Regions from separate parts of the Mus musculus genome. Here regions 2, 3 and 4 are each linked to region 1. A link is a loop called in an ENCODE intact Hi-C map of the cell type or tissue named here. Cell type or tissue: left cerebral cortex. All regions are shown on one strand. Region 1 holds the start of Lrrc3b (leucine rich repeat containing 3B). Region 2 has its middle 61 kb from the start of Oxsm. Region 3 has its middle 47 kb from the start of Oxsm. Region 4 overlaps Lrrc3b (leucine rich repeat containing 3B).

What was found. Peaks named below come from ENCODE experiments on the same cell type or tissue, not always from the same donor. Only the 100,000 strongest peaks of a DNase experiment are listed, where the experiment ranks them.
Region 2: a loop joins it to region 1, with 2.2 times the contacts of the local background. A loop is called at or near these places in 2 of 42 quality-filtered maps.
Region 3: a loop joins it to region 1, with 2.6 times the contacts of the local background. A loop is called at or near these places in 3 of 42 quality-filtered maps.
Region 4: a loop joins it to region 1, with 2.5 times the contacts of the local background. A loop is called at or near these places in 6 of 42 quality-filtered maps.

What each region holds. Positions count from the first base shown.
Region 1 is chr14:15,438,119-15,440,618 of GRCm38, reverse strand. It overlaps Lrrc3b (leucine rich repeat containing 3B), which reads left to right and starts at 1,632. Exons shown (of 2, transcript NM_146052.4): 1 at 1,632-2,046. The region is part of intron 1 of B230110C06Rik (RIKEN cDNA B230110C06 gene); the gene reads right to left. In left cerebral cortex, a CTCF peak has its summit at 1,535; DNase peaks (open chromatin) are centred at 511, 1,634 and 2,419; H3K4me3 peaks cover 1,320 bases; H3K27ac peaks cover 1,370 bases.
Region 2 is chr14:16,180,946-16,183,445 of GRCm38, reverse strand. No RefSeq gene overlaps it. Among named protein-coding and RNA genes, the nearest start is that of Oxsm, 61 kb to the left of the region's middle. In left cerebral cortex, no CTCF peak of the experiment used is centred here; DNase peaks (open chromatin) are centred at 591, 1,054 and 1,311.
Region 3 is chr14:16,195,321-16,197,820 of GRCm38, reverse strand. No RefSeq gene overlaps it. Among named protein-coding and RNA genes, the nearest start is that of Oxsm, 47 kb to the left of the region's middle. In left cerebral cortex, a CTCF peak has its summit at 1,103 (motif pointing right); a DNase peak (open chromatin) is centred at 1,102.
Region 4 is chr14:15,371,914-15,374,413 of GRCm38, reverse strand. The region is part of intron 1 of Lrrc3b (leucine rich repeat containing 3B); the gene reads left to right. Among named protein-coding and RNA genes, the nearest start is that of Gm31577, 51 kb to the right of the region's middle. In left cerebral cortex, no CTCF peak of the experiment used is centred here; DNase peaks (open chromatin) are centred at 775 and 1,175; H3K27ac peaks cover 1,327 bases.

The DNA.
Region 1 (2,500 bases):
TGAAGGTCAGAGATGCTAAGTTCTCTCTCTGGTTCACTAATTAGATTATAAGTAGGGCTTCCAAGAAGCTATCTTTCTCCGGTTTCATTCTTTTAATTGGACATCAGCAGAAGCAGAGGAAACAACCAATCAGCTTCTCATATTAAAGAACATCCTTTGCTGAGCCGGACTTGATTTCTGGTTGCTACAAAACAAATCTAAGTTTATAACAGAGGTGACAAACTCTAGGGCCTGTCATTTATCCTTTTTATAGCATGGGTGATACCAACATTCAGCAAGTCAAGTTGACAACTTGACGAACCAACCAAACCAGAAAGCTACTGTATAGTTTATCTGAGCCATAGTCAGACATTTGTCTTAAGTTGAACCAAATTTATGCCTTATGGACATTACTAAGAGGTGAGTGCTCCACAAGTGCTATTTCATTTAAAACACAGCATCAACCAAAGATTCAAATGTAGGATAGCATAATCAACAGTTGGAAAGACTTGGATGCAAGCCAGCTCTGTGAGATTATGTCGGGTTTCATCTTGAGCTCTGGAACTCTTTAGATAAACTTACACCGATTACCCACGGCGGAGGTCATCTATAACAGTTCAATATGTGATATTTTATTGTATATTCCTATGAAATGTTTCACTATTCATCTTGTACTCTCTTCCAACCTTCCATTGCTTATACAACCTTCCATTGCTTATACAGCAGTCTAGTGAGCATCTCTTCAGATAAATTTTGTGGATGTTCTCAGTTATTTCCTGACTTGTGAGAAGTAGAATCACTGGCACAGTATTACAGACAAATTTTATACTTTCAATGGGAATGCCAAGTTTTCCTTTGAGTAATTAGACCAAATTACATACCTGCTATTCATATATATTTATTTCTAGGTCCTGATTTCTCAGTTTAAAAGTGTTGAAAAGTGATGACAATTCAAATCCAGACTAATAAAATCATATTGTGAAATGTTAGAAATACAAGTCATAGAATATAAAGGTGTATAATGTGGAGCTGCTAGACAAATCACAGCTGCTGGGGGGACTCAGTGGTTTACAGTTTTGCAATGTGGCCAGACCCAGCATACTTCTAAACCTGCATAAAACAGCATCGTTGCAAATGGGGAAATGCTGCAAGCTTTAATATGCTTGATAGAGGTCACCAAATGATAAAGACTTTCTGGTGAGTCCCCATCTGGAATGGGTTTGTTCTAGCTGCTAGCTGCAGTGTGCCTGACTCTTGCCCTGTGCACCCAGTAAGTCATTTTTAGTTAATTAAAAATGTTTGCTTTTCCTCCCCGTTGACAGCAATGGACCTAGGCTAAACAGTTCCCTCTGGTCTCAGTAGTCAGGAAATGGAAGAAAGAATGGGGCCATAGCAACATGTCCTGGAACTGGGCAAGAGGAAGCAAGAGAGGAGGAGGAGGCTAACTAATGTTCCTAGCTCAGCTCTGCTTCTCCAGCAAAGGCTGAATGAAACTCCTCCCCTCCTTATTCAGGATCTCCAGCTAGGAGGCAGAAGAGCAGTGCCAGTTAGGTGATAGCCAGCTCCACCAGTCACGTTCACTCGCTCTAGCTCGTCCCTGAAGCCTCGCCCCTCCTCCATTCCCAGTCCAGGTTTGGAGGCGAGTCCCCTCTAGTGACTGAGCCGCCTGCACGTTGGCGAGTAGCTTTCTGCCTCCCTCGCATCTTTGTCTCCTCCTCCAGTGAGGTTCCGGCGCCCCGCACAGGGTCTGCAGCGGCCGCCGCAGCAGTAAAAGCCAAGTCGTGCCCCACACGGCAGCCCAGGGCCGCACCCTCACTCGGTGGCAGCGCGCAAAGACGCCAGCCGCGCCACGCACCGCCTGCGTCCTGCGCCCCGGCCACAGCGCATTCACGCCGCCGCGGCGGTCGCTCCGGAGCGGAGCCCGGCCGGCGGGCCGGGTCAGGGAGGGTAGTCCAGTTTGCAGTCGGCTGGAGCTAGCAGCACGCACACCCCTAGGCTTATGCATCAAACGCCTCCTCCCTGCGCCACGAGGATGGAGCAGCCATCCCAACCCAGGACTGGCGCAAGGTAAGGTGCAGCCGCCTGTTGCTTTATGCAGAGCGCGGGCTCAGCTCCCAGTCAGGGTGCTTAGGCCATCTCTCTGGGAAGCAGAGAATGGTCACCGCAGTTCTGAGCCGTGTGGAGCCAAACCTCCAGGTCTTTTTGACACAGATCTTTGGAGAGACCCTGCCTGGAGAAGGGAAGTCGACCCTTTTCGCTCTTGTGCAACCAGGTGCCTTGCAGCAGTCTGCAAACTTTTGTGACCCTCCCTTCCTGGTTCTCACCTGGTGCGGTATCTGTTCAGTTCTCGCGTGCGCCCTTCCCCCAGCTACCCTAGCCTTAAGGCATCTGCCCATTTCTCTCACTGTGTTCTTGCAGTTCGACTTTTTGCTTCCTACAGCTCCGGATTCAGAGGCAAGGGCTTAGGATCTAGTAGTGCTTCTCTTGCCTGTCGCAGATGGGAAGGGGTAGGGCTAACCAG
Region 2 (2,500 bases), 740 kb before region 1:
AGTGTTACAGTATTTTTAGGGGAAGACCTTCTCCAACAATCTTCAATGAACCAGCTTTCTGAGATGGTCTGAGTTTGTGTATATGCCTTTATTTTGGGTGGGCTGGTATGCATATACTTTATTTGGGATGAATCAGGGATGTAGATGGACTTTGAAAAGTTGGAAGGAGTTTTCAGGGTAAATGAAAATCATTGACTGGAGCTTAAATGCCTCCTTTGCAAGGAGATGCATTCCAGGAATCCCAGGTACTTCCTGGATGGGTTCTTATAGGGAAAGAGGAAGTTGAACTTGTAGGTCTGCCAAGGACTATATGACCTTCTCCAAGTAGAGTGTGGAGGTTCAGGCTCCCCAGACAAGGTGAGAAAAGGAGAAATCCTGCTGGTAAAGGGAAGTTCCCCATTTTGCTCTGAGCTCAGAAAGCTATCGGGACAACAGTAGACTGTGACCTTAATTAGCAAGGTCCAACGTTTTTTTTAGTTGCTGTTTTCTGTTTTTATATTTTATTTATATTGTGTGTGTGTGTGTGTGTGTGTGTGTGTGTGTGTGTGTGTGTATGTTGTGCCTACATGCATGCAGTGCCCACAGAGGCCAGAAGAAGACTGCAGTTCCAGATGGTTGTGGACCTATGTGGGTGCTGGAAATGAAACTTTGGTTTTCTGGAATAGCAGCCAACAAATTCTCACAATCCCTGACCAGTTTTCCAACTACAAATCTGGCATTAAAAAAAAAACAACAACATTATTTAACCTGTGTGTACATTTTAATTTTTTCTCTAAGATGATATATCAATTTTTATTTCATGTTTCTTCTTTGTTTTTGGATTTGGATGTGTTTTATTTTACTAGAGCCTAGTTACCCTCCTGGAAATGTTAGTTTGCAGGAGACTCAGGCCACTATTTTTATTTTGGTGTTGCTATAGTTAGAATGTAAGCTGTCTACCGTAGATGTGTTATATGCTTGGTCAGTAGCTCATTTTCTTGTTCTGAGAGAGTCTGGGAAGTAGCTGAGGAGGTAGGCACAGGTTGAGCCACTTTGTGAGGCTGTACCAGGTCCTCATTGTTCTCTCTCCTTGCTGTTTCAGTTGGTGTCCACCACGTGGTAGAGATGCTTTTTCTGTGGTCCTCTACAGCCAGTCTGCTCTCCTCAAGTGCACAGGGACAAGTGACTATGAACTCAACACTCTAATGCTGAGCTATAATATAACTTTAACTTGCTTCTGCTAGGCTTTTTTTCTTTAAATGTGTTTGAGTGTTTGCCTGCACGTAGGTCTGAACTATGCATGTGACTAGTGCTTATAGCAGCCTAAAGAGGGCATTGTGTACTACTGGAAGTGGAGCTACAGGCATCATGTGCTTCCTAGGAGTTAAATCTGGGTCCTGTGGAAAAGCAGCCAGTGCTTTTAACTGCTGAGCCCTCTCCCTCTGGGCTGGGTATCTCACCACAGTGACAGAAACAGTAATTGAGATAGCTATGTTCATACTAGTCAGGTGCTCTAACACTGAGTTCACTCCAAGCCTTAAGGCATCAGCGTTGTTTGTGGATCTAGGCAGCTAGAGAAGCTTTGTGGTACCCTTTCTTCTGCTTCTAGCAGGTTGCTGCATCCTCAGCACTGGTGTCCTATTCAGAATGTTCAGTATCTAGTAGTTATCATTAAGCTGTTCTAATGCTCTCTGATGTTTTTACCAAGACTTTCATGGCAAACCCCAAAAGTGGGAAGAAAGAGTCATGGAGACAAACTTGAACTAGAACTCTATTTCTTCTTTTTCCTGGTGGGTGACCTTGGGTACTTATATCACATCCAGCCATACCTTTTTCCTTTTTGCTTGTATTACCTTTCCTTCTGTCTTTATCTATGTCTCATAAATAAATGAGTGATAAGTGAGGATTAGAAGTTAATATGATTTTATTTGTATTTTTGTGTTTGCATTTGTGCATGTAGGTGTTAGATCTTCTGGAGCTGGGATCACAAGAGGTTGTGCAGCTTTGTGTGGGTACTTTGAATTGAACCACAGTCCTATGAAAGAGGACCTTAACTCCTAAGGGACATCTTCACTGCCAGATTTCTTAAATAATGCTTTTAAAATTTATTCTTACAGGATTTCATATATATACACAGAGTACTATGATCATGTTTATTCCCAGTCCCTCCTAGGCTCCTCTACCTTCACATCCCCTCTACCTTCATGCCCTTATTCTCTGTTTTTATTACCCAGAGTCCATTAGTGCTTCAGATTTGGAGCATGGGAAACTTATGCCCTCCAAAGAATAATGATTCTATATCACTCAACAGCCACCTGCTGACTATAATAGCTCCTCAGATAGCGGTTGGACCTAGTAAATGTCTCTCCTATACATACTTCAATGGAGTTGTCATGTCCAGAAGACAATGTCTCACAGCATTCTCCAGCCTCTGGATCTCATTCTTCCTGTACCCTCTTCTATGACAAAGCAGACCAGAATAAGGGATAGCTTAGCCACCTTAGACTCCACTTAACTAGAG
Region 3 (2,500 bases), 760 kb before region 1:
CAGAAATGCAGAATATAGAAAATGAGAGAGGGGGAAGGGTGAGAGAGAGATGGAGGGAGGGAAGGAGTGAAGAAGAAGAAGAGGGAGAGGGAAAGAGGGAGAGAGAGAGAGAAAGAGGGAGAGGAGGAAGAGGAAGAAGAGGGTTGTAGAGTGGAGAGATTTATCAAGGTCCAAAGCTTGTTATAAGTGTGTTCCTGAACACGTATGTGCTGCACAGTTAACAGAGGTAACAACAGCACATGGTGTTCTTAAGAGTGTTAGCCTTTTAAATTATAATTTGTTATTTATATGTTTCTGTGTGGGTTTATGTGTGTCAATCAAGAAGTGGGTGCCAGATCGCAGTTGTGAAGTGGCCAACCTGAGAATTAGAAACTGAACTTGCGGGGCTAGAGAGATGGCTCAGTGGTTAAGAGCACTGATGGCTTTTCCTGAGGTTCTGAATTCAGTTCCCAGTAACTATAATATGGTGGCTCGTAACCATCTTTAATACGATTTGATGCCCTCTTCTGGTATGTCTGAAGACATCTACAGTGTACTCATATACGTAAGATAAATGAATAAATCTTAGAAAGGAAGAAAGAAAGAAAGAAAGAAAGAAAGAGAAAAAGAAAGAAAGAAAGAAAGAAAGAAAGAAAGAAAGAAAGAAAGAAAGAAAGAAAGAAAGAAACTGAACCTGGATTCTTTGTAAAAGCAGCAAATACTCTTCTTAACTGCTGAGCTGTCTCTCCAGCTCCAGAACTGTCAATTTTAAGGTTTATTGTCATATACAAGGGTCTCTATGAGAGATATTAGCATATGGATATGCTAACTACCTTGATTGCAGTAATCATTTCATAATATATACAGTGGTCAAAATGTTATGCTGTAAAGTTTAGATACACGCACTTTTAAATTCGTAAATAATATTGGCGGCACATGCTTTTAATTCCAGCAATTGGGAGGTAGAGGCAGGTGGATCTCAGTGTTGGTGACCAGTCTGCTCCACAGAGAGAGTTCCAGGCCAGCCAGGACCACATAGAAAAACCCTATCTTGAAAACAAAACAAAACAAAACAAAAAATCTTATGAACACTAAAGTAAAATAAATCCAAACGGCCACATGATGGAGCCAAAGCCTTGATGGTTAATAGGCCTTTCACTTAAACTGAACTAGTTTATTTTTAAAAATGTTTGAGTAAATGTTTCTTTGTCACGTTTTCAACATAACACTTTGTTTCTAACAATGTTTTTATGTCACAAGGTAGACCTGATTTGTCCTTATTCTTTCAAACTTGAAAAACTGTAATTTTTAAACCCCGTGTAGCATAGGCGTGGTGTGGTGCAAAAGGCACAATCATGTTTACTTATTAAGGACAAGACCAGCAGAATCCATGAAAAATGGAAATTCCATTCCTCAAAAAATTTCCCTATGGTGTCTCTCCAGCAAGAGACATTCACAAGTAGAAAGCTACTTGTGCCCTGCTTGAACAACACCCTCTATGTTTGCTGATACAGCTACTGAAAAGAGCCAATGAAAACCTGAAGACTCACTGGCTAAACTCTTTCATTTTACTCTCCAAATGAAACTGAGTTCTGGAGAAAAGCAGGACATGGATTGCAAGTTAGTGGGTACTAGAGATGTAATGTTTTGCTTTGCAGTTCTTGTAGACTTTAGCACGGACACTTGTTCAACAAATGTTCTCTAGTTTTTACTAGGCTTAGGACTGTGAATGCAGGTCTGGGAAATGAATTTTAAAGCAAAAACTGCCACCTTCTGGAACTGCAAATGCCACCAGCACTCACGGGTATCAGGGGCACAGAGCACAAAAACTCATGTGCTATGGAGGTCGAGAGTCATGAGTGTCGTTAGTTTTAAGAAGCATATTGTTTGTTTTAGAATATTTTGACTTTCCTTAAACATTATCCTTTTCTATAAGAAGAAATAAAGGGGAAGCAATATGTTTTCATTCTGGAGTTTTTTATATCAGCCCTCTAAGTTGGAGATCTGATTTTGGTAACCTTCAGTATTGGAGTGTTGATAAAAGATGGCATATAGAAAGGAAGTCAGATGCAGAGCCATTCCTCCGAGCTTTCAGTGACAGTGAAGATACTGGTAGGAGGAATCACTGTTGCAGAATGTTTGCTGACTCAGCTGGTGTAAGAGCTGGAAATCTGTGCTGGCTGGTCTTAAGTCAACTGACAAACAGGTTAGTGTTATCTCAAAGGAGAGAACCTTTACTGAGAAAATGCTTCCACAAGACAAAGCTGTAAGGCATTTTCTTAATTAGCTATTGATGGGGGTGGGTCCAGCCCATTGTGGGTAGTGCCATACTGAGGTGGTGGTCCTGTGTTCTATCTAAAGAAAGCAATCCAGTAAACAGCACCCCTTCATGGCCTCTTCATCAGCTCCTGCCTTGATTGAGCTTCTATCCTGACTCCCTTCAATGATGAGCACTGATGTTGATGTGTAAGCCAGATAATTCCTTTTCTCCCCAACTTGGTTTTATGTTATGGTTTTTCAG
Region 4 (2,500 bases), 66 kb after region 1:
CAGCCTCCTCCCTGTGTGTACTGGGAGCTGAGCAGCTTACCAGTGGCTGAATTGACTCATTTGAATCTCATCACTCTTCATTTCCTTGTCCTCCCTTTTGGTACTCATGATAATGACTGGGGAAAATGGCCAGGGACCACCAAGGAGACAGATGGGAAAGGGTGACATAATCAATAGTTGAAATAGTCAAAAAACTGGCCTTGACACTACCACCCAGTGCAGTCTTATCTCATCCATCCCTGGTTACTGAGCAGAGCAGCCACACAAGCAGCAGCTTCTCTGCAATCTCCACAAAGATCCTTGGCAACTTCTTTCTTGCATTGTTTCTGTGAAGATATCTCATTGAAGATTTCTTGGTAGCCATTTCAAAAATGACTCACTCGGGTGTTGCTGTTACACCTGTAAGGATGACATGGCTGTTCTAAGTCTGGGAGACAAGATAGGGCAGTGGGGGGTGAATATGATCAATGCATGTTATATGTTTGGATGAAGCTGACTTTATGCATATTTACTATATACTAATGAGCATGTAAATCATTGAAGATTAATAATAGTGGGATGATTATCCTAGTAGCTTCAGCTGCATATTTGACATAGCCTAGAATCATGTGAGGGAGTCTCAGTTGGGGGGAAGGTCTAGGTCAGAATTTGTTTTGATGATTGGTATAGAGGGCTTAGTCCAATGTGGGCAGTGCCATTCCTAGCAGCTGTTCCTGGGTCTTATATAAGGAAGGAAGCTGAGCATGACCTTGAGAACAAGACTGAGCGAGTCAGAATATAGCATTCACCCACAGGCCTTGAGTTCCTGATTCCTGCCTTGAGTTCCTGACTTGACTTCTCTTAATGATGGATTGTGAGTTTGCAGTGTAAGCCAAAAAACCTTTCCCTCCTCTAAAGTGTTTTTGGTTATGTTGTTTGTCACAATAGAATGAATCTAAGACAATGAATGTTCACAAATATGCCCACATCTTCCAACCATCATAGCATCTCCCCTTTTCTGGCCAGCCAAGAAAGATCCACTGGAGAGGGGAGCAGGCACATATTTTAAATAGAAGATCACAGAAAATAATGCTGTTCCTCTGTGCTGGGGACAAGCTCCTCCTTGGAATGAACAACTTGCCAGCACCAGCAGAAGGCAATGGCTGTCCCCAGCTCACCCCCATAATCACTGCCTGGAGTCTGCTTTCCAGCTCCTGTGTGCTTCTGGCAGTGGAGCTGCAAGTGTGGCTTTTGCTGCCACTCATGCTTATCTGTTGCAAACTGATTCTGTTTGGCAAGTATCAGCTGTCCATGTGACAAGAGCCCCAGTTTTCCTGTCACAGGCAAGTGCCAGATATTTTAGTTTGCACGGGGATGCTGACCCCAGGGGATCCAGCAGCTGGGCATGGGAACCCTCTAGATGTAGTTGCTCTACATGCCCAGGGTCCATGATGAATTCTTTCTCTCCAAACACAATGAAAAGAGAAAACAATCCTTTTATAGGCCCATCTCTCCTTGCATTTCACTCCCTGTGAGTGCACCTTCATGTTTCAAGTGTGTGTATTCCTGAAACTTGTAGGCAAGGCCTGTAGGCAAGGGTTGGGGACAGTGTATATAGACACCAGAATCAGTACTGATGTATTGATATCACCTGGCTTCCTGCTGAACAGGGGAACCTCGAGTGGCTTCTGATCTGACTACTTTAACAAACTCCATTTACCAGTGTCTTGGGTCTTCTCTTTTTGTTTTGAATCTAAGCTTATGAGGAACCACTCCCAGTTAGTGAATCTCTGTTCTTCCCTTCTTCATTTGTTTCCCTGTGGACTGCACACAGCTCAGATGAGGCAGAAGTCAGCCTTGAGTAACATCGAAGACCAGCTCTACCCATGAGCATTTGAGATTCAGGAGATGTTTTGCCCTGTTTTCAGCCACTCCATCCTTCACTGAGCAGCTTGACTTGGGCACAGCTGGGGATACCCACAGCTATGGTGTTCAGATGGTCTGCTATCTGGACCATGTGTGGATGTCTTGCTCTACTTTCTCCAAACATCCCATCTGTAACTTTAGGAACTGTTGTGCTCAAAACAGTGAAAGGAAAAGAGGCACTCAGTGGGTTGTGCTCCTCAGCCCTGTTTTGTAATGAGGGAATCTGGGAGACCATGCCAGATGCTGGCTCTCACTATCTTTGTCTCAGTAAAAATAAGATACCTGTCCAAACCTATGTGCGGACTGACTGTATCGAAAAACTGGCTTGGTATGTTAGCTGTTGGCATTCTGCATCCTTATGTTGACGGAACCTTTGTGAGTCAAGCAACAGGTGAGGCAGCAAAGGAGTCTGTCCCGGAGAAGCAGAAAGGCTATTGGACAGGAAATGGTCATTCCAGAACAAGATGCTGTAAACTCCCATGCGACCAGATATCAGCCTCCATGAACTAGACCCCACCTCCTCCATTTCCTTGCGGGCTAGGCTCAGTGTGTTTCTTTGATTATGCTTTCATGAGGGATGGCTCTCAGTTAGTAG